Regions from separate parts of the Homo sapiens genome. Here all the other regions are linked to region 5. The links are chromatin loops, found by intact Hi-C in ENCODE. Cell type or tissue: endothelial cell of umbilical vein. All regions are shown on one strand.

Region 1 (4,000 bases), 610 kb before region 5:
GCTACCCTCCGGAAACCTCCACCTGATCACCTACCTGGAAGCTCTCCAGATTCTGTTCTTTTGGGCCTTTTATGGACACGTCATTATGTAGGCATGATTGACAAAACCACTGGCCATTGGTAATCAACTTAACCCCCAGCTCCCTCCACTCCTTGGACATTGAGGGTTGGAGCTGGAAGTCCTGAACCTCTAATCCTGCCTTGGTCTTTCTGGAGAACAGACTTTCCTTAAACAGTCTAGGGAGCCCAGCCATCAGTCAATCATTAGCATATGAAAAGACATCATAAAAGTCAATTATAAAAAGACACTTGGAGATTCCCAGGATTTTAGGAGCTGTATGCCAGGAAACGGGATGAAGAACAAATATATATTTCACAATATCTCCCCTTGAGATGAGATTGAGAAATACAATAAATTAGAAAACAGATTTCATACCAGCATAACCAAAATAAATCTTTGCCAAATTCAGACGCAACTCAAATGTCCATTGACCTTAAAAACAATGACAACAAAGCCAACAACAACTGGAAGACCTTCCACTTTCAGGGCCAGGATGGGCAGACTGCAGTGGAAACCGGGGTGTGGATGCCACGAGCCCGCCCGAGAGCAGAATTTAGGAAGCAGCTTCTGGAATGTACTGCAGGTCTCAGTAGGCCATGAGTCTCGTAAGCCCAGTCTGCCTTCACTGGGCTTGTCTGCAGCTTGGCCTCGTGCCCCTGGACACAGGTATGAGGTGAAGATGGCAAAGAGATTCACATACTAAGAAGCCACCCTCGTCAGGCTGGCCTGTGCTGGAGTTTAGTGTCTGTCATGTTGGGGTGTGGCACCTTTGTTTGCAGGCTAGCCTTTATATGCCCCTGTATTTCATTGTTTGCTTTTGTTTTTTCCTTTAGTCACCTAGTAAACATTTCTACTGGAAAACCTTGCCTCAGAAGAACTAAGAGGAAAAGCAGTGTCCACACCCAGACCAGCCTCGCCAAGGAGGGCAGAGGTTCCTCTCGAGGACGGTCTTGGTCAACGTGGCCACAGCTCCTGCTCCAACTAGCACTCAAAGGAGTCTGCTGGGGCCCCAGGGAACACGGGGGGCAGTGGCGCACCCTCAGTGATGGCTGCTCTGTAGACAGAGCCCCAGGACTTCTCTCCCTCCTTCTTCAGCTCTCTGCCCTGTTGCTCTGCACAATCACAGCGCTTGTCACTTACATGTCTGTTTACCCGACCCCTTGCCAGCCTGTCATTGTTATTTTGGTATCCCCAGCACCTATGTGATGTGTAATATGTAATGAAGGTTTCTCTCATGAAACCAAATGGTGAGCATTGAAGTAGGGGGAGAGGCTGCATGAGCAAAAGGACCATTACCCTCTCTCTTCTACCAACTGGGAGGCCAACAAACTGAGGAGATGGGCTGCCCGGTGATGGGAGGACAACATGGTGCAGCGTCCTTAGAGAGCTTCCGGTAGGCCTCAGGCTGCTGTGAGGGAGCTTAAGGTTATTAGCTGTTAAACTGTTGCTATTTTGAAAAAGTTGAAAGAGCACTGTGCACTATGTGCTCAAGTGCATTTGACTCAGGAGATGGTTAAGAGGGGGTGAGTTTGGGGAATGCTTGCACTGGGAGAGAACTTGGGGTACAACTCCATGCGTGTCTGTGGGTCTCTCCACAAGATGGCACTCATCTCTTGTTCTTAGCTCCTGCTAATGAAAAGTTTGTAATTTTTAAATCCCTGCAGAGCAATGAGGATGACTTCTGTTTCCTGTATTGGCAACTTACATGTTTTATTTCCCTGGGAACCTGGGCCACGGTGAGGGTAGCTGCATTAGGTACTAAAGTCTGGTGAGCCCTAGGGGGCACAACGTGGTTGCACATCCTGCAAAACCGGGCTCCCTAAGTTAGTTTAAGCACAGGTGTTTGGAGTGGTCGCTAGGGTGACGTGTTTGAGTAACTTGCCCTATTCGATGCTGGCCTCGGCTAGTGGGACTGCTGCCATTATTTTGTATTGCTGTAACAGTCACCGGTCACACTGACTTTGTCTCTGAACACAACCCTGGGCTTGTTTGTGATTAACAGTGTCAATCTGCAGGAGAAAGATCCTTGGTCTCTGAACTTCATGAGAGGAGTTAAAAAAAAAAAATTGCAGACTGAGGTACCCAGTATAAACCATGAGGAGAATCCTGTGGAAGTCTTTTCACCACCTTTTGGACGCAAGGAGTGCGCTTACTCATGGGATTGTTGTATTATCAGAAGTAATGTACTTTATCAAGTCTCTTTCCTTCAATACAATCCTTCCAAGAGGATGCTGCCCAGGAATTTATAGGATGAGGCAAATTCCAATGATGCTAATCTGGCCTCATTGATAGATCTCCAGAATATTCCAGTTGACCCCAATTTTCACCAGTCTTGAGAAAATTTGCAATGGGCCATCCTTCCCCCTTCCTCATGTCGTGCCACAGGGCCGAACACTCAGTGGTGCTGGAGATGTTTGTCACACTTGATGTAGAATCTCGTTTCATACAAAGGCCACAGGGGAGACAATTCCCAATTCAAAAGCATTTAAAACAGTATGCATGTAGGCAGTCCTTGCAAATGTCACCAGCTAATGACAATAATCCGTCCTGTTTCTGCAGGGCCTTATAATACATGTGCACTTACATCTCTATCCTGCCTGCAGCCCCTTCAAGACACCAGGAGACAGATTGTTAGGTCCGTTTTGGAGAGAAGGAAATGAAGACTCAAGAAGGTCATGATTTCTACAAAGTCACAAAGCAGGCATGTCTCAGAATTGGGATAAAAACCTACGTTGCCTGAGTCTTGGCCCACTCTTTCCTTCAAATCCTTGGTTGTTTCTGGGTGCCAGGCGCTGTTTTAGATATTAGGAACACAGCAGCAAACAACTGTCAATTTACAAGAGAAGGATCGTTGGTCTCTGAACTTCATAAGAGGACTTAAAAACAAATTGCAGGCCAGGCGCGGTGGCTGGCCAGGATCGTGAAACTCCGTTGCTACTAAAAATACAAAAATTAGCTGGGCGTGGTGGCGTGTGCCTATAATCCCAGCTACTCGGGAGGCTGAGGCAGGAGAATCTCTTGAACCTGGGAGGCGGAGGTTGCAGTGAGCCCAGATCGTGCCATGGCACTCCAGCCTGGGCAACAAGAGCAAAACTCTGTCTCAAAAGAAAAAAAAGTTGCAGCCTAGCAACAAAGTATAAGCCATGAGGAGAATCCTTTTACCATTTCTTAAGCTTTCAGACCACCCCTTTTGACACAAAGGATGCACTTATTCCTGGGATTGGCCTGTTGGGTGGGGTGCAGTTTTAAACAGGGGGCTCAGGTGACATTCAAACAGAGGCCTGAAAGTGGAAGAGGTGAGTCACACAGAATTCTTAAGGAAGAGCTTCCAGGCAGAGGGAACAGCTGTCACAAAGACCTGCCATGGAAGGGCCTAGTGTATCCCAGGAAAGCACTGAGCCACCTGCTGGGGGACCTGGAGGCCACAGTCTGACCTCGGCTCTTCTTCTGACCAAGACGAAGCCATCAAAGGGCTTCAAGCTGACATGTGCTATGATATTTCTGACATCTTAACAGGGTCACTCTGGGAGATTTCCTTACAATATAAGTTGTCAATATAATCCAAGAAAACAATGGCCCAGAGGAAAAGAGTATTACATGACTATTACTGTAGGTCTCACAGTGAGGTGACAATCACAAGCACTGTCTGTGGGGTGCCTGCCATGGGCCAGGTAGTTGGCAGGGGGCTTTCTTTACCCACAACATTTCATCCCGTCCTTGCCGTTGGCTGCATGATGTATTTATTATTATGCCATTTTACAGATGAGAAAACTGAGACTCGAGTCCACAGGCTAACCAGTGGCAGCCTTGGGCCTTCACTCTACGGCCCTTCGCCTCTGTTGTGAGCACGTGCACATCAGTCAAGGCTGAAACGATCCTTTCAATGAAAGAAAATGTGATATTTGGTAAAGTGCCTTGAAAGAAATACTCTCATAATAAG
Region 2 (4,000 bases), 710 kb before region 5:
TGCCCAGGTGACTACAAATTTGGGGGTTCCCATGGCCCCTTCCCCTCAGTTTCTATAATTTGCTAGAATGCCTCACAGAACTCAGCAAAGCCCTGAAGCACTGATTATTCTCATTTTATTATAAAAGATAACAGCTCAGGCCTGGCACGGTGGCTCACACCTATAGTCTCAGTAACTTGGGAGGTTGAGGTGGGAGTATTAGAGCAGGTAGTTAGACGTGAGCAGGGCAGAAGAGGGTCCTTCCACCACCAGGAATGTTAGGCAACCATCAGGTGATGGTCAGGTGGTTGTTAACTGTCTCTTTAAAATAATAATTGGTTGCAGCCAGTGCTAGGGAAAGGCAGTCTCCCAACAGATAGAAAACACCTGAAACTGGTGACTAGCAGCTTCCCAATATGATCTCAGGAGTTGGGTGAGTGGGCTCAAGCATGTGCACTCAAAGGCAAAATGGCAGAGTTTAACGGGTATATGACCTTCCTCTAGGAACATTCAACTTGTAGGAAAGAACGCCTCAATGTGCATTTGTTCAACTTCAGTAAACACACTGTGCATTGGCCCCCTCCTAAGTGCTGGCAGGCCACCGCACATGCAGAATACCAGCATATGAAACCCCAAGTCAGAGGTCAAACTGGGCACTTGAACTCCTCAAGACTCCTGCTTGGCTATCTTCCAAGTGTACCTTACATTCTTTGATTCCTGCTTTAAAACTTTTTAATAAACTTTCACGCCTGCTCTAAAACTTACCTCCATCTCTCTCTCTGCCTTATGCCCTTCAGTCGAACGAATTCTTTCTCCTAAGGAGGCAAGAATTGAGGTTGCTGCAGACTCGTGGATTTGCCACTGCTAACAGGAGGATTACTTGAGCCCAGGAGTTTGCGTCTCCAGTGAGCTATGATGTTATCACTGCACTCCAGCCTGGGCAACAGAGTAGGACCCTGTCTCAAAAAAAAAAAAAAAAAAAAAAAAAAAAAGATACTGCTGAGGAACTGCCAAATGGAAAAAATGCAGAAGAGAAGATATAGGGAGAGGGGCAGAGAGCTTTTACGCCCTCTGTGGGTGCACCAGCCCTCAGTACCTCCAAGTTTTCAACCCGGAAGCTCTCCAAACCCTGTTCTTTAGGAGTTTTTATGGAGGATTTGTTGTGTGGACTTGGATCGATTAAGTTATTGGCCATTGGTGATTAACTCAACTTTCCGTCCCAAGAGATTGGGAGTGGGGCTAGAAGTTCCAGCCTCTAAAGATGCCTAGGTCTTTTATCAATCCACCCTCATCCTGAGGCCATCCAGGCAACCCCAGGCACCAGTCAGCTCATTATCATACAGAAGATAATCTTATCACACGGGAGATTCCAAGGGTTTTAGAAGCCATGTACCTGGAACTGGCACAAAGACCAAATATGTTTTCTTGTGCTTTACCTCTCTTTTAAAAACATGTAACTCCTTGTTATGGGTTGAATTGTGTCCCCTGCTTCACGAATTTCATATGTTGGAGTCTTGACCCCCAGCACCTCAGAATTGTTGATGAAAAGAGTCAAACTCTGTAAAATATTTGAAGAGATTTATTCTGAGCCAAATATGAGTGACCAATGCCCATGACACAGCCCTCACGAGATCCTGAGAACATGTGCCCAGGGTGGTTGGGGAATAGCCTAGTTTTATACATTTTAGGGAGACATGAGACATCAATCAAATACATGTAAGATATACATTGATTTGGTCTGGAAAGGTGTCACAACTCAAAGATGGAGGGTGAGGGGCAGTTCCAGGTCATAGGTAGATTTTAAAATTTTCTGATAGGCAATTGGTTAAAAGAGTTATCAATAGAATGTCTGGGTTTCGATAGGGGTTGTGGAGACCAACTTTTAAATTATGCAAATGAAGCCTCCAGATAGCATGCCTCAGAGAGAATAGACTAAATGTTTCTTATTAGACATAAGTTCTGTGTTGATGTTAAATGCTGGTTGGCTCTTTCTGAATTCCATAAGTGGGGATGGTATAACGAGCCATGTCTGACCCCCCCATTTCCATCATGGCCTGAACCAGTTTTTCCGGTTAACTTTGGAATGCTCTGGCAGAGAGGAGGAGTCCATTCAGATGGCTGACGGATCTTAAGATTTTATTTTTGGTTTACAGAATATAGCCTTATTTAGGGATAAGGTCTGTAAAGAGGGAATCAAGTTAAAATGAGTTCATTATGTAACTGAGTACTCTCATTTTTCAGTTTATTTTTTAATTATTTTCTCCTCTCCCCTTTCCCCCGGCTTATGCCCCCAAAGCATGCCTGCCTCAGAACCTTCACCCTCTAGGAGGGGTTGCCTTGGAACTCCCACCCACCAGGAGGGCATGTCAAAAGCACGCCCACTTGGCCACTTTTATAACTTCTGCCCAGGAAGGCACCAACTCAGCTACCCAGTAGTTAAGGCACTGGGCCAGCAGGGGGACCCCTCGCCCTTGCTCACTCCTTCCCCGGCCTTGGATAAGTGCCTACTTTCTGCTCTGGGAGCAAAACGTCACATGTAAAGGCAGGACTAACGTTCACGACTCTTCCCCAAGCTAGCTTCGGAAGAAACCGCTTTCTTTATGCCAGACCTCGCTCTTGTTAATTGGACTACGCAGGCAGCAAGCAACTAACCCTCTGTTTGGTGACGGTTATGGATGGGCGCCCTAATCCGGTATGACTGCTGTGCTTATAGAAAGGAGAAACTGTCCAGGCGCGGTGGCTCACGTCTGCAATCCCAGCACTTTGGGAGGCACAGGCAGGCGGATCATGAGGTCAGGAGATAAGACCATCCTGGCCAACATGGTGAAACCCTGTCTCTACTAAAAATACAAAAATTAGCTGGGCGTGGTGGCGCGTGCCTGTAGTCCCAGCTACTCGGGATGCTGAGGCAGGAGAATCGCTTGAACCAGGGAGTCAGAGCTTGCAGTGAGCCAAAATCGCGCCACTGCACTCCAGCCCGGTGACAGAGCGAGACTCCGTCTGAAAAAAAAAAAAAAAAAGGAGAAACTTGTACATGGAGATATGCGTAAATGTACAGGGACACAGGAAGAAAATGGCTTTCTACAAGCCAAGGACAGAGGCCTGAAACGGATCCTTGCCTCACAGCCCCCAGAAAGAGCCCACCCTGCCCCAACACCTTGATCTTTGATTCCCAGCCTTCAGAACTGTGAAACAATACATTTCTGTTGTTTAAGCCACTTGGTTACGGCAGCTATAAGAAATTGATACACTTTTTTTTTTTTTTTTTTTTTTTGAGATGGAGTCTCACTCTGTCAGCCGGGCTCTGGAGTGCAGTGGCACGATCTCGTCTCACTGCAACCTCTGCCTCCCTGGTTCAAGCAATTCTCCTGCCTCAGCCTCCCGAGTAGCTGGGATTACAGGCGCCTGCCACTACCGCCAGCTAATTTTTTGTATTTTTAGTAGAGATGGGGTTTCACCATGTTGGCCAGGCTGGTCTTGAACTCCTGATCTTATGATTCGCCCTCCTTGGCCTCCCAAAGTGCTGGGATTGCAGGAGTGAGCCACTGCGCCTGGCCCTAATACACTTTTTTATATGAGGAAGTTACATTGTAAGAGCAAGTAAATATTCCTCTATACATCCCCAACCACTTCCACTGTATATAGACCAGTAGCTAGAGTTAAATCCCTGTATGCCCCAAGGGAAATTACAGATTTAACACAAGAGAAGGCTTACACATCAAAAGACTTGTAAGACTTTGATAATTTATGTCTTCTCTTCCCTGAGATAATTCTTCCAAAGCTTAGCATTCACTGGCTTTTGTTTATCATGCTCATGTCCACTGCCATTTTTTGATGTACTTAATTCATAGGTCCCTTGTTGGCTCTTTAGTCCTCATTATTCATTTGAAAGCTTCTGGACTACCATAAGGCTATCTATGAGATGTTGGTATAGCGCCCTGAACATCTCTCTTATCTTACTTAGTACACTTGTATGACTTTAACTTGTATTTTCCCCACTAGGCCCTGTTTTGTGTGAGGA
Region 3 (4,000 bases), 700 kb before region 5:
AATCCCAGCACTTTGGGAGGCCAAGATGGGTGATCACCTGAGGTCAGGAGTTCAAGACCAGCCTGGCCAACCTGGTGAAACCCCATCTCTACTAAAAAATACAAAAATTAGCTAGGTGTGGTGGCATGCATCTGTAGTCCCAGCTGATAGGGAGGCTGAGGTAGGAGGATCACTTGAACCCAGGAGGCGGAGTTGCAGTGAGCCGCAATCAAGCCACTGCACTCCAGCCTAGGCAGCAGAGCGAGATCCTGTCTCCAAAAAAAAAAAAAAAAAAGAAAACATTTGTTTTAAAATTAAAATCTGCAAAGATAAGGAAAGATATTAAACCTATAAAACAAGAAGAAGGTGCTATAGAAAAGAAACAATGAGAGAACAAGAAAGAACTTTTAGAAATAAATAATAGAGTAGAGACTAAGATAAATAAATAGATATGCAAATGTTCATAGCAGTTTTATTTATAATAGTTCCAAACTGGAAACAACCCAAATGTTCTGTAATGAGTGAATGATTAAACAAATTGTAGTACATTTATACTGTGGAAATACTACTAACAGTAAAAACAGAAAAACAACACACACATAGCTTAGAAGAAATTATGCTGAGTGAAAAAAAGCCAATCTTAAGCATGTTGCGTGATTTCATCTATGCAACATTGATGAAACATCATTTTTGAAATGGAGAACAGATTACTGGTTGTGAGGGATTAGGAATGGGGGAAGAGGGAATAGGTATGTTCATAAAGTGGTAACATGCGGGACTCTTACGGCTATGGTACTGTTGTGTATCTTGATTGTGATGGTGGCTATCCAAGACAACACAAGTGATAAAATTGCAAAAAGTTATGCCAAACACACACGGGCATGTGTAACTTGTGAAATCTGAATGAGCTCTGTAGATTGTACCAATTTCAGTTTTTTTCTAGTAGCTGTATGTTTAATATTGCTGTAAAGATACACTTTTTTATACAGTTATTGTTAATAATTTGAAGATGTTTATTGCATTCTATTTTTAGTGGGAAAACATGTAACATACTTTTATTTAGCACGACATTGTGAAATACAAAAAACATGTAACTGAGTAAGCAGGATTTTTCTATTCCTAGCCCATTTCTGAGGACTAAATCATGAACTGCTCCCAATGTAATTAAGTATTTCTTGCAATAGTTGGGCACCAAGTTTAAGATTTATTAATTTTCTCCTCTCAGTATAGGCAGCAATTCACCATTTTCTTTCAGCTCTTTCACAATATCCAATCCTCCCACCAGCTCCCCTTTCACATACAGCTGAGGGTATGTTGGCCAATTTGAGTAAGCTTTTAATCCTTGCCGATCTCCTTCATCCTCCAATATATCGAATGTTTCATATTCACCACCAGTACTATTTAGTATTTCCAGAATTTGTTTGCTGAATCCACATTTTGCTTCCTGTTTGTTTCCTTTCATAAAGAGCATCATAGAAGCTTCATTTGTCAGCACTTTGAGCCTTTCCTCTAATTTGGGAGCTTTGGGACAAATTATATCTAGTTCTTCAGATGCGTGTATCTCCTTAATTATATCAAGTCCTCCTATGAGCTCTCCAGAAACGTAGAGCTGAGGATAGGTAGGCCAATTGGAATAGGCTTTGAGCCCCTGTCGAACCTCTTGATCTAAAGACATCAAAACTGCTAAACTAAATATTATGTTTGTGAACAATTTCCACCATCTGCTTGCTGAAACCACAGAGTGGTTCTTGAGGAGTTCCTTTCATAAACAGCATGCAGGGGGCAGCATGAGTCAGTTTCTGTAAGCGAAGGTTGAGATCTTCTTTAAGATGTTCGTCAGTGCTGGGTGGGAAGGAGCCACTAGATGCATGTCGCTGAGCTTTTTTGGTCTTTAAGATGTTCATCAGTGCTGGGTGGGAAGGAGCCACTAGATGTCGCTGAGCTTTTTTGGTCAACTCTGGGATGTGTGCACCATCTAATCGGTCAATTTTCTGAGAATTATTGAAAAACAGAAAAGTGGGAACAGAGCCAATTTCATATTTTTCAGATACTTCAGGAACACCTTCAGCTTCCAACTTCACAAATGAAACTTGAGGGTGTTCTTTAGCTAACTCTGCCATAACTTCGTTCATCTGTGCACATTGTGGACCACAAGGAGGGACTTGGCTTTGAGGCGCAGCAGCTCCTCAAACTGGCCGGCTGAGCTGACCTCTTCTACAGCTGCTGCAGCCGCCTTGCTGCCCCTGCCACCGTGCTGCCGCCACCACCAATTTCAATTTTTCATTTTCGATATTATGCTATAGTCGTTCAGGATGTTAACAGTGAGGGAGTCTGGGGGGGCGGTGCATGAGACATCCCAGTACCTTTTTTTGAATTTTGAAATAATATTTCCTGTGAATCTATAATTATTTAAAAATAAAAAGCTTTAAAAATCTTCAAATAAATAAGCAGATACTTTGGAAGATAAAGTCAATAACATATCCCAGAAAGAACAAAAAAGGCAGTGTGGAGGACAGAAGGAGAGAAGGGAAGGGAAAAGATAAGAAAATTAGAGAATCAACTCAGAGGTGCATGATATTAGGAATTCCAGAGAGAACAGAGTAAACAAAGGAGAAGAAACTAAAATAATAAAAATCTACACGAACTTGAGAACATGTGCTTTTGTACAGAAAGGGCTTCCTGAGTGCCCATTGCAGTGATGCAGAAAGGCCCAGCACATCGGAATGACCTTTCAGAACACTGAGAGGCAAGGAGAACATCTGTGCTGGATTGCCTCTTGTCAACCTGATGACACCACCGTTCTTCTGAGGTTGGGAACTATACTTCCCAGAATTCTGTTCCCAAGGTGGCAGGGATGGAGCTGAGCTTAGGCTCGGTGAAAGTCTGATTTGCAAATGGCTCCTGCAGGGTGCCCAGCCTGCCAACAGCAGAGACAAACATTGAGCCCATGATGTGGCACTGTTATTTGGGGGAATCAACAGTTTAAGTAACGTGGACCATTTCCATCTTGCCAGAAGCACTGCTTTGTTCTCACTGGAGATGGATGGATTGCCCTCCCTGTCCACAGTGGTTCCTCCAAAATGGTCATCTCTGGACTTACTTACAGAATACCTAATGTATGATAGTGGCACTCTTCCTAGCTTTGCTTCTGACAAGGAACTGATTTCACAGCAAATGAAGTGCAGCAATGTGCTCACGAAAGCATGATGTTGTGAATGCCTTTATTTGGAATTCACTGGTCTTACCATGTTTGCCATCATCCTGAAGCTTGGCTTGATAGAGTGGCAGAATGGGCTTTTGAAGATTCAGTTATGGTGCCAGTTGATAAAATAACTTTGTGGAGCTGATTTAGTACCCGATGAGATGCAGAACATACTCCGAATCAGTGACTCATTTATGATGTAGTTTCCCCCACAGCAAAGATACGAAGTTTTAAAAATCAAGGAATGCAAATGGGAGTAGTGTCTTTTACTGTACATCTAATGATCTACCAAAGTTTTGGCTTTTTTATCCCCACAACATTAAACTCTGCTAGTTTAGAGGTCTGGGTTTCCAGGGCAGGAATACTTCCACCAGGGAACACAACAGTGAGTCCATTTAACAGGAATCTGAGACTCTCATCTGGTCACTTTGTCAGACAAATGTTTTCTTTGCTAGATGGGACAACTGATCTTGATTATCAAGGGTAAATTGGTTGGCTACTGCACAATGGAGGCAAGGAGTACCTGGGCTCCAGGAGATCCTCCTGGTAATCTGGCACTCCCATGCTCTGTAGTAAAAGTTAGAGAAAACTATAGCAACCAGAACAAGCAGAACAATGTCGCACAGAAACTTCAAGAATAAAGATTTAGGTCATCATACTAGACCAAAAAACAAATTAAAAAACTGACTGGGCTGGGCACTGTGGCTCACACCTGTAATCCTAGCACTTTGGGAGGCCAAGGTGGGCGGATCACTTGAGATCAGGGGTTCCAAACCAGCCTGGCCAACATGATGAAACCCCGTCTCTACTAAAAATACA
Region 4 (4,000 bases), 730 kb before region 5:
GTTTTTGATATTTCTACTGCCTGGATTTCTCTGTTCTCACTCTTCCTCTTGATCACCATGACTTATTTTTCAAGTGTTGGCTTAAATGTCCGTCTCACAGATAGCCCTTATCTAAATAACAGCTTTCCCTCTGGTTCCTAGATAAATTAGGACCTGTTTTTTTCTATAACTTTCTTAAAGTATCCTATTATTTTCCCTGATAAAACCTTGTTGGACTGTTTGTCAGTATATTTATTTGCCTGTTTGTTTGGTGTCAGTTTCTCTTTTTTTCCTGTGTGTTTTGTTTGTTTGTTTTTTTGAGACGCAGTTTCACTCTGTCACCAGGCTGGAGTGCAATGGTGCAATCTCGGCTCACCACAACCTCCACCTCCCAGGTTCAAGCAATTCTTCTGCCTCAGCCTCCCGAGTAGCTGGGATTACAGGCATGTGCCACCATCCTGGCTAATTTTGTATTTTTAGTAGAGACAGGGTTTTTCCATGTTGGTCAGGCTGGTCGCAAACTCCCGACCTCAGGTGATCCGCCTGTCTTGGCCTCCCAAGGTGCTGAGATTACAGGCGTGAACCACCGCACCCGGCCTGTTTGTTTGTTTTCTTATTAGACTATAAACTATATGAGATCAGACCATGTCTCTTTTGTTTATCACTCTGGCCTACCTGCTAACACAGTGCTTACACATAATAGTAGGTGCTCAAGAAATACAGTGTTTGATGGATGAACGTAAAATTGTAAGAGCCTGAACTAGTGTAATATCGAAAATAGGGAGGAAGACATGAATTAGGAAAGCCTTTGAAAAATTAGCATGTTCTGTGATAAAGCTACATCTAGGCAATATTTTTTGATACTTTTAAAAAAAAAACTGTAATAGCTACCCAATATTTAGGAATGATACACATCACACATCTCAGTGAGGTATGTAGCCTTTTGTACTGGTGAAGAGAGCCAGGTGAAGTCTAACTCTAAGGATCTAAACACTCCATTCTAGTAGAGAGCCTGGAGAAGTGCTCTTGCATAAGCTCATCCATGTAAGACCATCCATAACTTAGTGAAATAATTTTCATTGCTGTTTAGTTGCAAAAATCACTCACTGTTTTGCCTCCATAAGATTATCGGTTTTAGTGTTTAATCGTTCACAGCCTTGTCAAAACCAAAATGGCTAGGGAGAGAACTATTTCCCTACATTAAAACTTCGAGCAATGCTCTTCATAGATTTTGTTTTGAATTGTTTAGGCCCATCTCAGAGTTCAAGACACTTAGTCTCTTCTAAGAGAAATCATGGTCACAACAAACAGAGATTAAATAAAGAGCAAGAAATTAGAAGAAACTCAAACCATTCACTTAGATTATTTGTTAGATTTTGGCCTTAAAAAGAGACAAAGTTGCTTGAAACAAGTGATTAAACTGACATTTTTAGATTATTATTTTATTCATACCTTTATTGTGAATAAATTGGCCACATGATAACATTTTATAATGTTAAATAAATATGATATATATAAATCTGTATACCACAACAATTAAATTGGAGGGCGATTTGCCATTTAAATAATTTATCATAGGATTTTTATAAGATCAAGCGCTTAGTGCATATCAAAGAGACAGAAAGTTTTCATTGCAGTTCTGCACGTTCACTGAGTACCTTTTATGTACCAGTTGCATTGTTCTAGAATCTTATCTATCATGTAAAGCTAGGTACACCTGAAATAGTTTAGTTATGGTGGCAAAGTTAGACTGCAGTTATTGGCTGGGAATTTTTTGTATATCTATGTACATCTTCCATAAGAGGGCAGCAAAGGACCAGCATGATTTTTTCCTTATCATGAAGTCATAGCAGAGATTGCCTCATATTGCAAACTTAATAGAAATCTTCTCAGAGTAAGGGCAAACAGAGGGCATGGTTACAAGTTTACTTACTGTCTAGCCTGTCTTTTATATGGTCTGATATGGCTTTTTAGTACATAGATTATCTCACATCACAGTGATAGCCTAGTGATTAAATGTTGATCCTGGGGTCAGTTGTCAGGCTTTAAATCCTGGAACCATAACTTAACTAGCTTCGTGGTCTAGAAAGACTACTCAGTCTTTCTGAGCCTCAGTTTCTTCCTCAATTTTTTATAAAAAGGAGGGCAAGGGATAGTAACAATGCCACTTCACATGGTTTTAATAAACAAAATAAAATTTGTGTCCTGAAGAGGCTAAGAACAGTTAAAAGGTGGAGCTAGAAAAACCACCCTATACTAGCCTTAGGTGTATTGTATTTATTTAAGTTAAACTCTTATTAAAAAGAGTCTCATAAAGGAAAATATAGGTCATTACTTTCTGTAACTACTTAGTATTTTTAGTTAACTAACATATATATCTATGTACTGACCAATTATTTGCTCGTACAATTTATCAAACCAATTAAATATACACTGTTAAATTTATTTCCCTGTCCCCCGAGACAGATCCTGGCTACGTTGCCCAGGCTGGAGTGCAGTGGCGCGATTTTGGCTCACTGCAACCTCTGCCTCCCAGGTTCAGGCAATTCTCCTGCCTCAGCCTCCTGAGTAGCTGGGATTACAGAGGCCTGCCACCATGCCTGGCTAATTTTTGTATTTTTAGTAGAGATGGGATTTCACCATGTTGGCCAGGGTGGTCTCAAACTCCTGACCTCAGGTGATCCAGCCGCCTCGGCCTCCCAGAGTGTTGGGATTACAAGCATGAGCCAGCACGCCTGGCCTGAAAATACATTTTGATGAACAAAAAATTTTTAATTTTTTTTTTTTTTTTTTTCCTGAGACAGAGCTTTGCTCTGTCACCCAGGCTGGAGTGCAATGGCGTGATCTTGCCTCACTGCAACCTATGCCTCCTGGGTTCAAGCAATTCTCCTGCCTCAGCCTCCCGAGTAGCTAGGATTACAGGCATGGGCCACCATGCCCGGCTAATTTTTTGTATTTTTAGTAGAGACGGGATTTCACCATGTTTGCCAGGCTGGTCTCAAACTCCTGACCTTGTGATCCGCCCCCGTGGCCTCCCAAAGTGCTGAGATTGCGGGCGTGAGCCACCACTCCCAGCCAAAAATTTTTTAATTTTAAAAGTCAATGTATATCATTTGTATTTTATAGTTAGTGCTTTTTTTGTATTGTTTAAATTTTTAAAATTCTTCCATTAATCTAAAATATTTTCATGTGTGCTTTCTACTAAGAGAATTTAAGTTTTGTTTTTGACATTATAGTTTTTAATACATTTGGATTTGGATCTTATATCTTGTATGATACAGAACTCTAATTTTCGCCTTTAACTACATGCATAATCATTTTTTCCACCTCCACTTATTGAATAGTTCCTAATTTTCCCATCAATATCATGTGTTTCTTCTGGCATAGCCAAAGTCCCATAAATGTGTGGGTCTGTTGTAGTTTCCTATTTAATTCAGTTAATTTGTCCAATTTGTTTTATTATGCCTTAATTACCACAGCTTCACAGTAAGTCTTTATGTCTGATAGGGCAGCTTCCTCTAGTGTCTTCAGAAATTTCCTGACTTTAAAAAAAATCCTTATTGTTCATGCTTTTTTAAAGAATTAGCTTTACATGATGCAAGAAAAAGATCTGTTGGAATTTTGATTGTAATTTTGTTAAATCTATAGGTCAACTAATTACAATATTGAATCTTCTTATGCACAAACATGGTATATTTCTCCATTTATTCAGGTCTTTATTTAATGTCTCCTAATGTCTTTTTGTAGTTTTTACTTAGAGATCTTACATATTTGTTATTATATTTACTCCTAGGTACTTGGTATTCTCTAAGATTATTGAAAATGCTGTCTTCTTTTTAATTACATTTTCAGGTATTTGTCATTGGTATAAAGAAATGTATTTGACAATAATCTTATATTCACCTTAAATTCTCTTATTTCTAATAAATTGTACTTTTTTTGGTTTTCTACAAAAATGATCATATCTAAAAATAAAGTTAGATTTGTTTATTCTTCTGCATCATTTTGAATTCAGTTTATT
Region 5 (4,000 bases):
CAAATCCCTCTTCTCGCTGGGAGCCCTTTTCACCCGTGCCATCGGGAGGCCACAGCTCTTTCTTGCAAATGACTGAGGAACAATTCCCACGGAGGCCCTAGGATGGAAGTAGACTCCCCTACCATCCCCCCACTTCACAGAGAAAATTCCAAGATAAGCCACGATGGGCAGCCTGGGGCCCGTGAGCTCCATCTTTCTTAGCACAGAACTAGCCTTTCCCTGTGACACTATTACAGACAAGCCTTCTGGCAGCAAAGGGTAAGGGGCCAGGATGGACTGCCTGGAAGCAAATATTAGGATATGAAATTTTCTGCAAAAAGTTCAAAAAATGCTTTTATACTTTTCATACTTGTTCCACCACAAAAAGCAACAAAGGCCTGCAGAAATCTATTGCCCCAAGGATGATAGAGGCCAAGTTAACTAAATATTGTTTCATGAGATTCTGTTCAGACCTCGCGTTGACAGAACCAGCTACCCGCTCAGGCCCAGGCCAGGTGGTGGTTCTCATCAGCCAGTGCACAGCTCTGATTCATCTGTAAGACATTGGGAGTTGGGTGACTTTGCAAGTCTATCTGACTGTGCCCATCTCCCAGCTTGACATGGGCAGAAGTGGCCTGGGGTCCTGGGCGGATCTGGAAGCAGCTGCTGGCTGTGCTGGGGCGGATCTTTTCTATCCACTGTCCATCTGGATGCTCCAGGTGGGCTCCGAGGCTTCCTTTGCCCTCACGGAGGGGTCCAGGTGAGAGAGGAGGCAGGCGCTGGTGATCATGACACCCGCCTGTTTTCTCCTGCCCTGCCCACTCCGGCAGCCCTGGCCCTTTCTAGATCATAAGTCGGACAGGCCTCCCTGAGACACTCCCTGACTGACGACTCCCTGACATCTGTCTTCCGCTCTAATGCTGCCTCAAGAATAGGCACCGAGGGCCAGGATGACCTGGGGTTAAGGGAGTATCAGAGTCTGTTCAACTTCTTTAAAAAGTTGTATCTTAAAGGCCGGGCACGGTGGCTCACGCCTGTAATCCCAGCACTTTGGGAGGCTGAGGCGGGCAGATCACGAGGTCAGGAGATCGAGAGGATCTGGCTAACACGATGAAACCCCGTCTCTACTAAAAATACAAAAAAAATTAGCCGGGCGTGGTGGCGGGCGCCTGTAGTCCCAGCTACTCAGGAGGCTGAGGCAGGAGAATGGCGTGAACCCAGGAGGCGGAGCTTACAGTGAGCCGAGATCGCGCCACTGCACTCCAGCCTGGGCGACAGAGCGAGACTCCATCTCAAAAAAAAAAAAAAAAAAAAAAAGTTGTGTCTTAAAAATGTCACATCTGAAAACAAGTACTGAGTAGCAGACAGGAAGCCAGCATGCGTCCCATGCCGGCAGCGCCTGTGGCGTGCGAGCGATGAGCAGCGGGGCAGGATGAGGGGAGGGTGCTGATGATATGGCCCGGAGCCTGGGAAGGAACCAGACGGAGCTGCCCATGATCCTGAGGCCGCCTCCCTGTGTGGCCTTGGGTGGGTCCCTCGGCCGGCTTTAGTGTCCTTGTCTTAAAACAAAACTGACTACAGGCACCTTGTTAGGCGGGGGTGGAGAATGGAGGCCATGTGCAAAGGGCCTGGGCTCAGCACAGGACAGTTCATATTCTTCTTCTTCGCTGGGCATCTTCAGCAGTTGTATTTATTTCTATAAAAAATGGTACAAATATTTGCTTATCCTCAACTTCACAGAAATTTAGTCAAGTCACATTAAGTAATATAAAAGAGGAGCTAGAACAGGAGCCTCGCCTCGGGTGTTTCAATGTGAGATGGTAACGTTCACATGGCTAACAGCAATTTGATTCTGGAATCCTTAATTCAATGAAGTTTGCCATTTCTAGTAAGAAGTCGGCCTGCATATCAGTTTTCCTACCTTATTGAGATCCTATTGCTAGTAAAATAAAGATATCCCGTGGGTATTACAATTTTGTGCTCCTAAAGCCCAAGGAGGCAGTGTGCGCCCTCGGTTCTCTGTCCGTAAATCAAGCAGCTCTGACTTCTAAACACGGGCGTATGCTGCCCTCTAGTGACAACCCAGAGAAAAGCAGAAAAGGCACTGGCAGAGCCCACATTTCAGGGGCAGGAAAGGAACCCAACACCTTAAAACCAAGGATGTAACAATCTCTTTCTCTGAGATTTCAAGAGAGAAAAAAAAACAAAGCCAAAAATGGCATACCAACTTCTGCCAAAATTTTTCCTAATCGTACTGAATGATGTCAAGGATTTTTTTTTTTTTTTTTTTTTTTTTTTGAGACGGAGCCTTGCTCTGTTGCCAGGCTGGAGTGCAGTCGCGTGATCTCGGCTCACTGCAACCTCCAACTCCCTGGTTCAAGTGATTCTCCTGCCTCAGCCTCCCAAGCAGCTGGGATTACGTGCACGCGCCACCACACCCAACTAATTTTTGTATTTTTAGTAGAGACGGGGTTTCACCATGTTGGCCACAGTGGTCTCGATCTCCTGACCTCGTGATCTGCCCATCTCGGCCTCCCAAATTGCTGGGATTACAGGCACATGAGCCACCATGCCCGGCCATATCAAGGAATCTTTGATAGAAAACCAGAGAATTGCTCCCACAGAAAAAAATAAAAAGATATATTCCATATTATATATGCATGTGTACATTTGTTGCATATTATGTATATACATATACATAGACATTTTTCTAATGATCTGCAAATTAAATATATTTCATTTTATTTGGCACAGTTAACAAGATAGATCAGTATGATGTGGTTCACCAGGCACAATGCAAGGCTTTTGTTCCATGCAGTTTGCCCTTTAACAGTGGCCCTCTGCCCACCCCTCCTGGGGGTCTGTACTCTGCCCTCCTGTATGTGACTCCCGTGTGAGTAAGGGGAGTCCTCTCACTGCTTGTCAGTGCCGTCCACATTTAGTGCCGGGAAGGTCAGGCAGAAACCTGGGAGGTTTCCGAGAAAATGCTGTCCCCATTAAAATCATGTCCATTATCCCTAGCATCTGATATGCCCTGTGGCTTCCTGAAAGAGCCAGGTCTACCAGAAAGACTTAATTGGCTATTTTAGGTGTTCAGTCTTCATCTTACAGAAGGATTTGGTCTTATTGCTCATTTCCGTGGTTGTCTCTATTTAACCTGTCCCATTCACCTGGGTGAGCTGACCTTCCTATCCAGGAAGCCCGTGTGATCCGCAAGCATCCGGTATTTATTAAGCACAAACAGCACGTGCCTGTTGATGTCCTAGAAAATAATTCTTGCCCTTGAAGGGCTCAGAGACTAGTAAGGTGACAGGCACATGAACAAATAGTGACAGAAAGATGCAGAGTGTCTTTGAACGGTGGTCTGGGACCCTCAGCCTGGGAGGAGTTTGAGTATCTGGGAGACATCCCCCAAATTCTTGCTCTTCCTCATCCATATCGTCTTCAGGCCCAGAAGCACAGTGGTGTGGCTATTCCTGCAACTCTTTCAGCCTCTCCCTGGGAAGGGCTTTCTAATATGAAGTGCTGATGCCTGTCACAGCCTGCATGAGAGGTGGCTGTCAGTCTCCCTCCGTGGCTAAGGCAGGGGAATCTGTCACTCACCGAGTATCTTGGTTTTCTATTGCTGCATAACCAATCGCTCCAAAACAGGGGCCTGAAGTAGCATGCATCTACTATCTTATGGTTTCCATGGCTCCAGAGTCTGGGCACGGCCTGGCTGGGTCCTCTGCTCCAGGTCTCTCAGAGGCTACCATCAGTGGGTAGGGCCCACCACTAAACCAAGTCAGGCACTGGTAGGCTGTTTCCTCACGGGCTGTGGGGCTGGCAGCCTCAGCTCCTTGCTGGCCGTTGGCCATAGGGACCACAGTCACAAGGCAGCTCGCTTCGTCAAAGCTAGCAAGAGTCTGCTAGAATCTGCCTTTTGGAACCTTGTTGTGGAAGGAACATCTCACTATCCTGGCCGTAAATTTGATTGCTAAAAAGTACGTTATTTGTACCTTGTACCTTGAGGGCCAGCGCA
Region 6 (4,000 bases), 450 kb before region 5:
CTACAGGCGTATCCCATCATGCCAGGCTAGTTTTTGTATTTTTTGTAGAGATGAGGTTTTGCCATGTTTCCCAAGCTGGTCTGAAACTCCTGAGCTCAAGCAATCCATCTGCCTTAGCCTCCCAAAGTGCTGGGATTATAGGTATTAGCCACTGCGCCCGGCCTAGGATTGATTTTTTTTTCTATTCCTGTGAAGAATGTCATTTGTATTTTGATGGGGATTGCGATGAATTTGTAGATCACTTTGGGTGGTATGCTGCTTTTGATATCTCCCTAAGATACCTTCCTATGTGCCTTTAGACAAGAGCAGTGAGTACAGGAGCCCCTTTTTAGCTGGCACTGGGTCTCCAGAACCTTTATGGGAGAGTGAGGATGACTGGGTCCTTTTTCCTGGCTGGGTGTCTATGGATCCTCATCTCAGAGGGCTCACAGAGGGCTCTGGAGTCCTAATTGTCTATTGCTCTGGGTTTTGCATTTTGTAGTGCAGAGCATGGGGAAGCCTGGTTCTTTAGTCTGAGTGGGGAGAGTCCTAGCACCAGTGTCTCTGTTTTGGTTTGTTTTGCTCTGTTTGGGCAACCCAGAGATCAAGGAGCAGCAGAGTCCTCTTAGTGCCTTGCCTTATGGGAGGTGCTGGCCCCCGAGTGAGAGGGATAGATTAGAGGCCTGGAGCCACCTCTGATGGAGAAGCTCCTGAGGCACAGTGCCCGGCACATGCTTCAGCCTGCCCTGGCCTCCCGTCTCTATCAGCGATGTGTATGAACACATGGCCCACGTGGACCCTAAGGGGCGAGCATAGTGAGACGAAATTTAACAGGGAGAAACGTAGAGTCTCATGTTGCCATTGAAAGTATGTTTTCTTTGCCTTTTTGCAAGGGCTGAGGACAGGTTTCAGCCACGGCTGTCTGTGGCCTTCCGTGTGTGATGGGGGTGCAGTGTCCAGGTCTAGGAAGGCAGGGGTCCTGGCCTCCTTATGCAAGTCAAGACTGTCCCCGGGATGCAGCAAGATGAATTATTACATCCAGAGAAGAGTGTCTGGTGGGCAGGGGTCAGAAGAATGGGAGGAAATGTGGAAGAGCAGCTAGGAGGAAGGGGATGCCACCTTCAGATGTTGGCGGGCTGCCATGGGAAGGGGTCAGGTGGGGGCTGGCACTAGGCCTGTGGGTAGAAGTAACTGTGGGCGACTTTGGCTCAGCACAGAACACGTTCTAACATCTGGGGCTGCGTAACCATGGAGTCTGCACCAGCCAGTGGCTAACAGTCTCAGTGCAAAGTCTGGGGGCCCGGAGGTGTTGCTGCAGGAGGCGGCAGGCGGTATGGCCTCTTGCAGCCTTGCAGAGCCGAGGGTCTCAAGTGCTCTGAGTGTTTCCTCCTCTTCCTCTTCTCTGCCGGTCACCGAGTCTGGTTTTCTTTCTCTGAACCCCCCAGACCTTCCGATCTCTGTTCCCGGTCTAGCTCGCCCCTCACTGTGTCTAAGGGAGCTTCTTAATCTAGAGCAGTTGTGCCTGCCGGTGGCGAGGCGGTACACCCACGCACACCATGGCAGATACCTCCCTTCAGGAGTGTTTTTTAATGAAATTACTATTGACAATAAATAGCCCCAACATCCCTTTGAGAAAATGGCTCACACATAGGCACACCATGTTCTCAGTCTTGGTCCCATATTTGGCATGTTTCTGGATCTGTGGCTCCCCAGGCTGAGGCGCGGGGTCCAGAGAGTCCTGGCATCACCTGAGACTGTCCACACGGCTTTCTCTCATGCGTCCCCCTTTCTCCAGGATATGAACCCGAGGACTGAGCCAGTCATCCCAAAGCTCTGACCTCTGAGGCTTATTAACTGTCTTAAAAGCTCACTCTCACCATCAAGCCCAAGTTCTTGGTCATTCTGGGCATTCAGAGCCTAGCCCACGCTAGCCTTTTGATGTTGTCACCTCCACTCCAGAGCCTCAGCCTCCTGCAGGGGACTGGCCAGCCGTTGCATGGACTGTGGCCCTGCAGGGTCCTTCGTGCAAACCTGCCTGTCCACTGCTGTCCTGGTTAATTCCATTCATTCCCGGCCGAGAGCCCACATCCACCCTCCTCCTCCATTTCTTATGCCACTGACATACGTGTAGGGAGGTGGTGCCATGGGGAACAGGCACTGACTGTCTCTGCTCTCATGATGTAGGCTGGGGATGGGGACCTGCAGGTGCTGAGTACCTTGGCTTTTCTAGGATCGTTTAGTTGTCAGGAGCTCCACTAGATGGCGCCCGGCGCTAGCAGGCGCGGCGACTGTTTCCACATCCTGGGGCCACGGTGAGGACAGTCAGGATGGACTGCATCCCTTGGCAGTGCTTCCAACCAGTACAGCCTTAATCATTCTTTGTCCCAATGCTTATCAAATGTAAGAAAGCAAGAATTTAGAGCGTTCTGCCTCATGGCTGCAGCTGTGCAATGTAAAAGGAAATGCAAACCTCAGCTTCGATCTGGCAACTTGGACTCATCAATCTCAGCCACAAAATCTGACCATTCAGGTTTAAGAGGCCTGGAAATGAATCACAATTTTATTTTTCATTAATCTGGCTTCTGGCCAATCTCAACCTTAGTTTCACTATGTAGGGGTAGCCCAGCTAGCCAGTTAATACAAGGGCACTGCTTTGGGTTTTGTTCCGTTGCTGGAGTACATGGGAAATACAGTGGGAGAGAGGAGGTGAAAGGGAGGAAGGCTAGAGTATGAATGCTTTCACGGCTGAGACCGCGTGTCTGCTGAGAAAAGGAATAGAGTTATTGAAGTGAGGGGTTGTGACGTTTGTGGGGCTATGAAAACATAGCTGCATCTAAAAAACAGAAAAATTGCCATCAGGCAAACAGACACATTGGTAATTGTTGCAAAAAAGATCCATTGATTGATAGATGCAAAGATTTGTGAGTGAAACTGAGGAGAAACAGGATTTGCATAGCTGCAAGGCATCCTCCTTCAATTAACTACAAAGGGAAAGGTGGTAACTTCGCTGTGGAAACAGCTGGCAGAAGCCTCCTCACCAGGCACTCCACAGCAGCCTCAGCAGCAGCAGGACCTGTCAGCCTCAGCCCCACCCCCATATGCCACTCCAGGTCTCATGCAGCGTCACTGTGTAGGGTTCCTGCCAAAAATGCATCACCTCAATCGAATCACTCTGAAACTGCCAACAAACCCAAATCGAGGGACATTTGCTAAAATAGCTCAGTCCTCTCTAAGAGTGCTACGGTCATGAGGGACAAGGAACGATGGAGGAACTGTCAGAGGTCGCAGAAGACCAAGACAGAGCAACTCATTGCAGCAAGAGATCCTGGATTGGGGCCCCCACGGAAAAGAGGAACGTTGGTGGAAAGACTGTTGAAATTCAAGTGAAGGAGGTCTTTCATTTAGTTAACAGAATTGTGCCAATGTCAGTTTCCATGGAAGAGCAGGGCTGCTTTCATTTGGAAAAATATGAGTGTAAAAAAATAGCTTGAAAGTCAACTATTTCATGGAATCAGTCATGTATGTGATTAAAATGGCTACATTGGTCAAAGATTCTTGCTATAGATACTAAGCTGACTTCTAAGACATTCACACTGTATGTTTGAAGAGAGGCTCAGATGCTATAATTTTTCTTGAATGACAGCATTTTCTTCCGTTCTTTTTTATTTACATCATAACAGATCTGAGGACATTACTAACAATGATCATAATAGCTGTGAGGAAATGCGGACCTCAGCCTTGATACGGCTGTTTGGACTCATCAATTTCAGCCACAAAATCTGATTATTTAGGTTTAGGGGGCCTGGAAATAGAACACTGTTTTTCATTAATCTGGCTTCTGTATAATGTCAACCTTATTTTTACTAAATAGGGGTAGCCCAGTTAGGCAATTAATAAAAGGGCACTGAATGATCATGATAGATCACTCAGGACTCTTTATTGAGCCCTCAGTATTTGCTAGATTCTTTACATACATCATCTCAAGTTAGTCTGCACAATGGCCTTTGGAATGGATACCTTT
Region 7 (4,000 bases), 650 kb before region 5:
AGGCAAGGACATCCCCTCTTACACCATTTAGACTCAACATTGTTGCGATGTCCTAGCTTACACAATAAAACAAGAAAAGGAAAGAGACAACACAGTCCCTGGGTGTCTATGGAAAATTGATTCCAGGAACCTGTCTTTCATACCCAAATCCATGGATCCTTAAGTTCCTTATATAAAATGGTGTCGTATTCGCATGTAACCTACATACACCCTCCCACAAACTTTAAATTACCTCTAGATTATACTACCTAAAAATGCTATGAAAAATAGTTGTTATGCTGTATTGTTTTTTAAGTGGTATTTTTAAAATTGTCTTTTCCCAAATAGTTTGATCCATGGTTGGTTGAATTCGTGGATGCAGAACCCACATATATGAAGAGCTGATTGTAAATAGATTGGAAAGGAAGAAACAAAACCATCTTTTTTTTTTGTACATTACATGACTGTCTATGTAGAAAATCCCAAAGGATCAACGGAAGTCCTAAAACTGCTGAACAATTATAGTAAGCCTGCAGGATACAAGATTAATATAAAAATATCCATTGCCTTCCTGCATACCAATAATGAACAATTGGAATTTGAAATTTAAAACAAATTGTCATTTAAATTATTTAGCACCAAAAAGAAAGAAAGATTTAGGTTCAAATCTAACAAACCAAGTACGAGATCTATATGAAGAAAACTACAAAACTCTGTTGAAAGACATCAAAAAAGATCTAAATAAATTGAGAAATAATCCATGTTTGTGACTAGAAAAACTCAACATTGGCAAGATTTCAGTTTTTCCAGACCTGATCTACAGATTCAACACAATCCCAATCAAATCCCAGCAAGTTATATTGTAGATATCAACAAACTGATTCTAGGGTTTATATGGAAAGGCAAAAGACCCAGAATAGTCAACAAAAATATTGAAGGAGAATAATAAAGTCAGAGAAATAATGCTATACAACTTCAAGATTTACTATAAAGTTACAATAATCAAGACAGTGTAATATTGATGAAAGATTAGTGAAATAGATCTATGACATACAAGTGAGATCTCAGAAATAGATCCACATAAATAGAGTCAACTTGTCTTTGACAAAGGACAAAGACAATTCAATGGAGCAAAGATGGTCTTTTCAACTAATGATACTGGATCAACTGGACATCCACATACAAAAAAGACCTTAGACACAGACCTTACACCCTTTCTAAAAATTAACTCAAGATGGATCACAGACCTAAATGTAAAATATAAAACTATCAAACTCTAAAAGATAACATAGGAGGCCAGGCATGGTGGCTCACACCTGTAATTCCAATGCTTTGAGAGGCTGAGGCTGGAGGATCACTTGAGGCCCGGAATTTGAGACCAGCCTGGGCAACATAGTGAGACCTCGTCTCTAGAAAAAATAAAATTAGCCCAATGTGATGGTATGCATCTGTGTCCCAGCTCCTTGGGAGGCTGAGGCAGGAGGATTGCTTGAGCCTGGAAGGTCAAGGCTGCAGTGAACCGAGACTGCACCACTGCACTACAGCCTGAGTAACAGAGTGACAACCTGTCTCAAAAAAGAATTTTTTTTTTGTATAGCTGTACGATGTGTTTGTGTTTTAACAGTCAAAAGTTAAAAAACATAAAAAAGTTTATAAAAAAAAGTTACAGTGAGCTAAGGTTTATTTTTGAAGAAAAAGGATTTATAAATGTAAATTTATAAAAACATGAATTTATTAAAAAAATTTATACATTTAGGCCAGGCGCGATGGCTCATGCCTGTAATGCTTTGGGAGGCTGAGGCCAGTGGATCACCTGAGGTCAGGAGTTCGAGGCCAGCCTGGCCAACATGGCGAAACCCCGTCTCTACTAAAAACACAAACATTAGCTGGGTGTGGTGGCAGGAGCCTGTAATCCCAGCTGCCCCGGAGGCTGAGGCAGGAGAATCGCTGGAACCCAGGAGGCGGAGGCCTCAGTGAGCTGAGATTGAGCCATTGCACTTCAGCCTGGGCAACGGAGCAAGACTCTGTCTCAAAAAAAAAAAAAAAAAAAAAAAACGGGAAAGAAATAAAACAATGTACAGAGTGAATGGGCTATGTGGGCTTGAACTGGAATGATATGCCACTAGACGGCTCCGGACCTGTCCACTGGGGCCACCAGAGGGCAGCGACGGCCTGGGAAGGTGCAACCACCTGCCGCATGTGCTTCCTGCTGTTCCTTGTACCCCCAATTCAGAGCTCAAAACTTGAGTCCTCCCTGAGTTCTGGCCTGAGCTGAGTGACTTGCCTAAGTTTCAGGACAGTGACCCCGGGGGCACCCCTTTTTGGCACTGACTGGCTGAGTTCACGAAAGGCGCCTCTGAAGGGAGTGAGGTGTGACTTCCCTCCGAGTGCCTGGGACAGGACTGACCAGGCAACCAGGCAGCACTGACAAGAGGTGGGGACACCGAGCAGCTCTTTTCCTGGACCTTCCCTCCCGCTCTGTGGACTTCAGGGAGGATGCGCTTCAGAGCTCCTCACGAGTGAGCCACACGTGGAGACAGTGTGGGGGCATCCACCTCCTGGCCCATAGCACCCCACAAAAGATGTTGTTCTAGCCATAGTCTCCTGTATTGTCGCTTGCCTTGATGCTGCACCAATTCACCCCTCAACCGGGGGTACAAGAGATCACACTCTGGGAGACCAGTGGCACAATGTTTAATTTTTAAAAGGGAGCTTCAGCTCCCAGGCTGAGGCAGGTGGATTGCTCGAGGCCAGGAGTTGGAGTCCAACCTGGGCAACACCATGAGATCCCATCTAAAAAAAAAGAGAGAGAACACTTTATCCCTGCCCTTCCTAAGCCCTAATAAATTACTATGTGTGTGTGTGCACAGGTACACATGCTTGTGTGTATATATATGTGGAAAATCCAAAATTTATATGTTAAAATAATTTTGCACGGTGCAGTGGCTCACGCCTGTAATCCCAGCACTTTGGGAGGCCAAGGCGGATGGATCACTTGAGCTCAGGAGCTCTAGACCAGCCTGTGCAACATGGTGAAACCCCGTCTCTACCAAAAATAAAAAAATTAGCCAGGTGTGATGGCGCATGCCTGTGGTCCCAGCTATTCAGGAGGCTGAGGCACAAGAATCACTTGAATCTGAGAGGCAGAGGTTGCAGTGCACTGAGATGGCACCACTGTACTCCAGCCTGGGTGACAGAACGAGACTGCATCTCAAATAATAATAATGTGTTCTTCCTGTCACATGGAATCTTTATACTACAGATAAAACAACTAGGCCGGGTGTGATGGCTCACGCCTGTAATCCCAGCACTTTGGGAGGCCAAGGAGGGTGGATCACTTGAGGTCAGGAGTTCAAGACTAGTCTGGCCAACATGGTAAAACTCCATCTCTACTAAAAATACAAAAATTAGCCAGGCGTGGTGGCACACACCTGTAGTCCCAGCTACTCGGAGGACTCAGGCAGGAAAATTGCTTGAACTTGGGAGGTGGAGGCTGCAATTTATTTTATATAACAACAAAAAGGTGGCACTAACTGGCGTCTGTGCCTCTACAACATAGGTTCTAAATTAACTTGAACATTGGGTAACACAAGCCAATTGACAAAACTTGGCATTCATCAAAACTGTGGATTGAATTATGGTTATATCTTGGAATCCTATTAAATTTAATCATGGTGGCCGGGCATGGTGGCTCACGCCTGTAATCCCAGCACTTTGGGAGGCTGAGGCGGGCGGATCACGAGGTCAAGAGATCGAGACCATCCTGGACAACACAGTGAAACCCTGTCTTTACTAAAAATACAAAAATTAGCTGGGTGTGGTGGCGCGTCCCTATAATCCCAGCTGCTCAGGAGGTTGAGGTATGAGAATCTCCTGAACCCAGGAGGCAGAGGTTGCAGCGAGCCGAGATCGCGCCCCTGCACTCCAGCCTGGTGACAGAGCGAGACTCCGTCTCAAAACAAAAAACAAAAAACAAAAAAATTTAATCATGGTGTACTCCTATAATCTTAGAAAAGTCACT

The links. Peaks named below come from ENCODE experiments on the same cell type or tissue, not always from the same donor. Only the 100,000 strongest peaks of a DNase experiment are listed, where the experiment ranks them.
Region 1: a loop joins it to region 5, with 9 times the contacts of the local background. A loop is called at or near these places in 8 of 110 quality-filtered maps.
Region 2: it touches region 5 in a loop (8-fold over the local background); 61 of 110 quality-filtered maps call a loop at or near these places.
Region 3: it touches region 5 in a loop (15-fold over the local background); 28 of 110 quality-filtered maps call a loop at or near these places.
Region 4: it touches region 5 in a loop (13-fold over the local background); 46 of 110 quality-filtered maps call a loop at or near these places.
Region 6: it touches region 5 in a loop (19-fold over the local background); 108 of 110 quality-filtered maps call a loop at or near these places.
Region 7: it touches region 5 in a loop (5-fold over the local background); 7 of 110 quality-filtered maps call a loop at or near these places.

The regions. Positions count from the first base shown.
Region 1 is chr6:3,885,274-3,889,273 of GRCh38, reverse strand. No RefSeq gene overlaps it. Among named protein-coding and RNA genes, the nearest start is that of TGILR, 25 kb to the left of the region's middle. In endothelial cell of umbilical vein, CTCF peaks have their summits at 1,649 (motif pointing right) and 3,488 (motif pointing left); a DNase peak (open chromatin) is centred at 1,773; H3K27ac peaks cover 415 bases.
Region 2 is chr6:3,989,456-3,993,455 of GRCh38, reverse strand. No RefSeq gene overlaps it. Among named protein-coding and RNA genes, the nearest start is that of PRP4K, 30 kb to the left of the region's middle. RefSeq lists an enhancer at 2,210-2,709. In endothelial cell of umbilical vein, a CTCF peak has its summit at 2,430 (motif pointing right); a DNase peak (open chromatin) is centred at 2,475.
Region 3 is chr6:3,976,286-3,980,285 of GRCh38, reverse strand. It overlaps the pseudogene GLRX3P2. Among named protein-coding and RNA genes, the nearest start is that of PRP4K, 43 kb to the left of the region's middle. RefSeq lists a silencer at 1,697-1,991. In endothelial cell of umbilical vein, a CTCF peak has its summit at 1,865 (motif pointing right); a DNase peak (open chromatin) is centred at 1,925.
Region 4 is chr6:4,006,379-4,010,378 of GRCh38, reverse strand. It overlaps LOC124901245 (a long non-coding RNA gene), which reads left to right. Exons shown (of 2, transcript XR_007059415.1): 2 at 1-4,000. Among named protein-coding and RNA genes, the nearest start is that of PRP4K, 13 kb to the left of the region's middle. In endothelial cell of umbilical vein, a CTCF peak has its summit at 1,778 (motif pointing right); a DNase peak (open chromatin) is centred at 1,808.
Region 5 is chr6:3,277,787-3,281,786 of GRCh38, reverse strand. All of the region lies in intron 9 of SLC22A23 (solute carrier family 22 member 23), which reads left to right. Among named protein-coding and RNA genes, the nearest start is that of PSMG4, 21 kb to the right of the region's middle. RefSeq lists an enhancer at 2,107-2,166. In endothelial cell of umbilical vein, a CTCF peak has its summit at 2,061 (motif pointing left); a DNase peak (open chromatin) is centred at 2,046; H3K27ac peaks cover 1,117 bases.
Region 6 is chr6:3,730,966-3,734,965 of GRCh38, reverse strand. All of the region lies in intron 3 of PXDC1 (PX domain containing 1), which reads left to right. Among named protein-coding and RNA genes, the nearest start is that of PXDC1, 19 kb to the left of the region's middle. RefSeq lists a silencer at 2,317-2,611. In endothelial cell of umbilical vein, a CTCF peak has its summit at 2,239 (motif pointing right); a DNase peak (open chromatin) is centred at 2,395; H3K27ac peaks cover 363 bases.
Region 7 is chr6:3,931,418-3,935,417 of GRCh38, reverse strand. No RefSeq gene overlaps it. Among named protein-coding and RNA genes, the nearest start is that of TGILR, 21 kb to the right of the region's middle. RefSeq lists enhancers at 1,805-2,305, 2,306-2,806. In endothelial cell of umbilical vein, a CTCF peak has its summit at 2,130 (motif pointing right); a DNase peak (open chromatin) is centred at 2,137.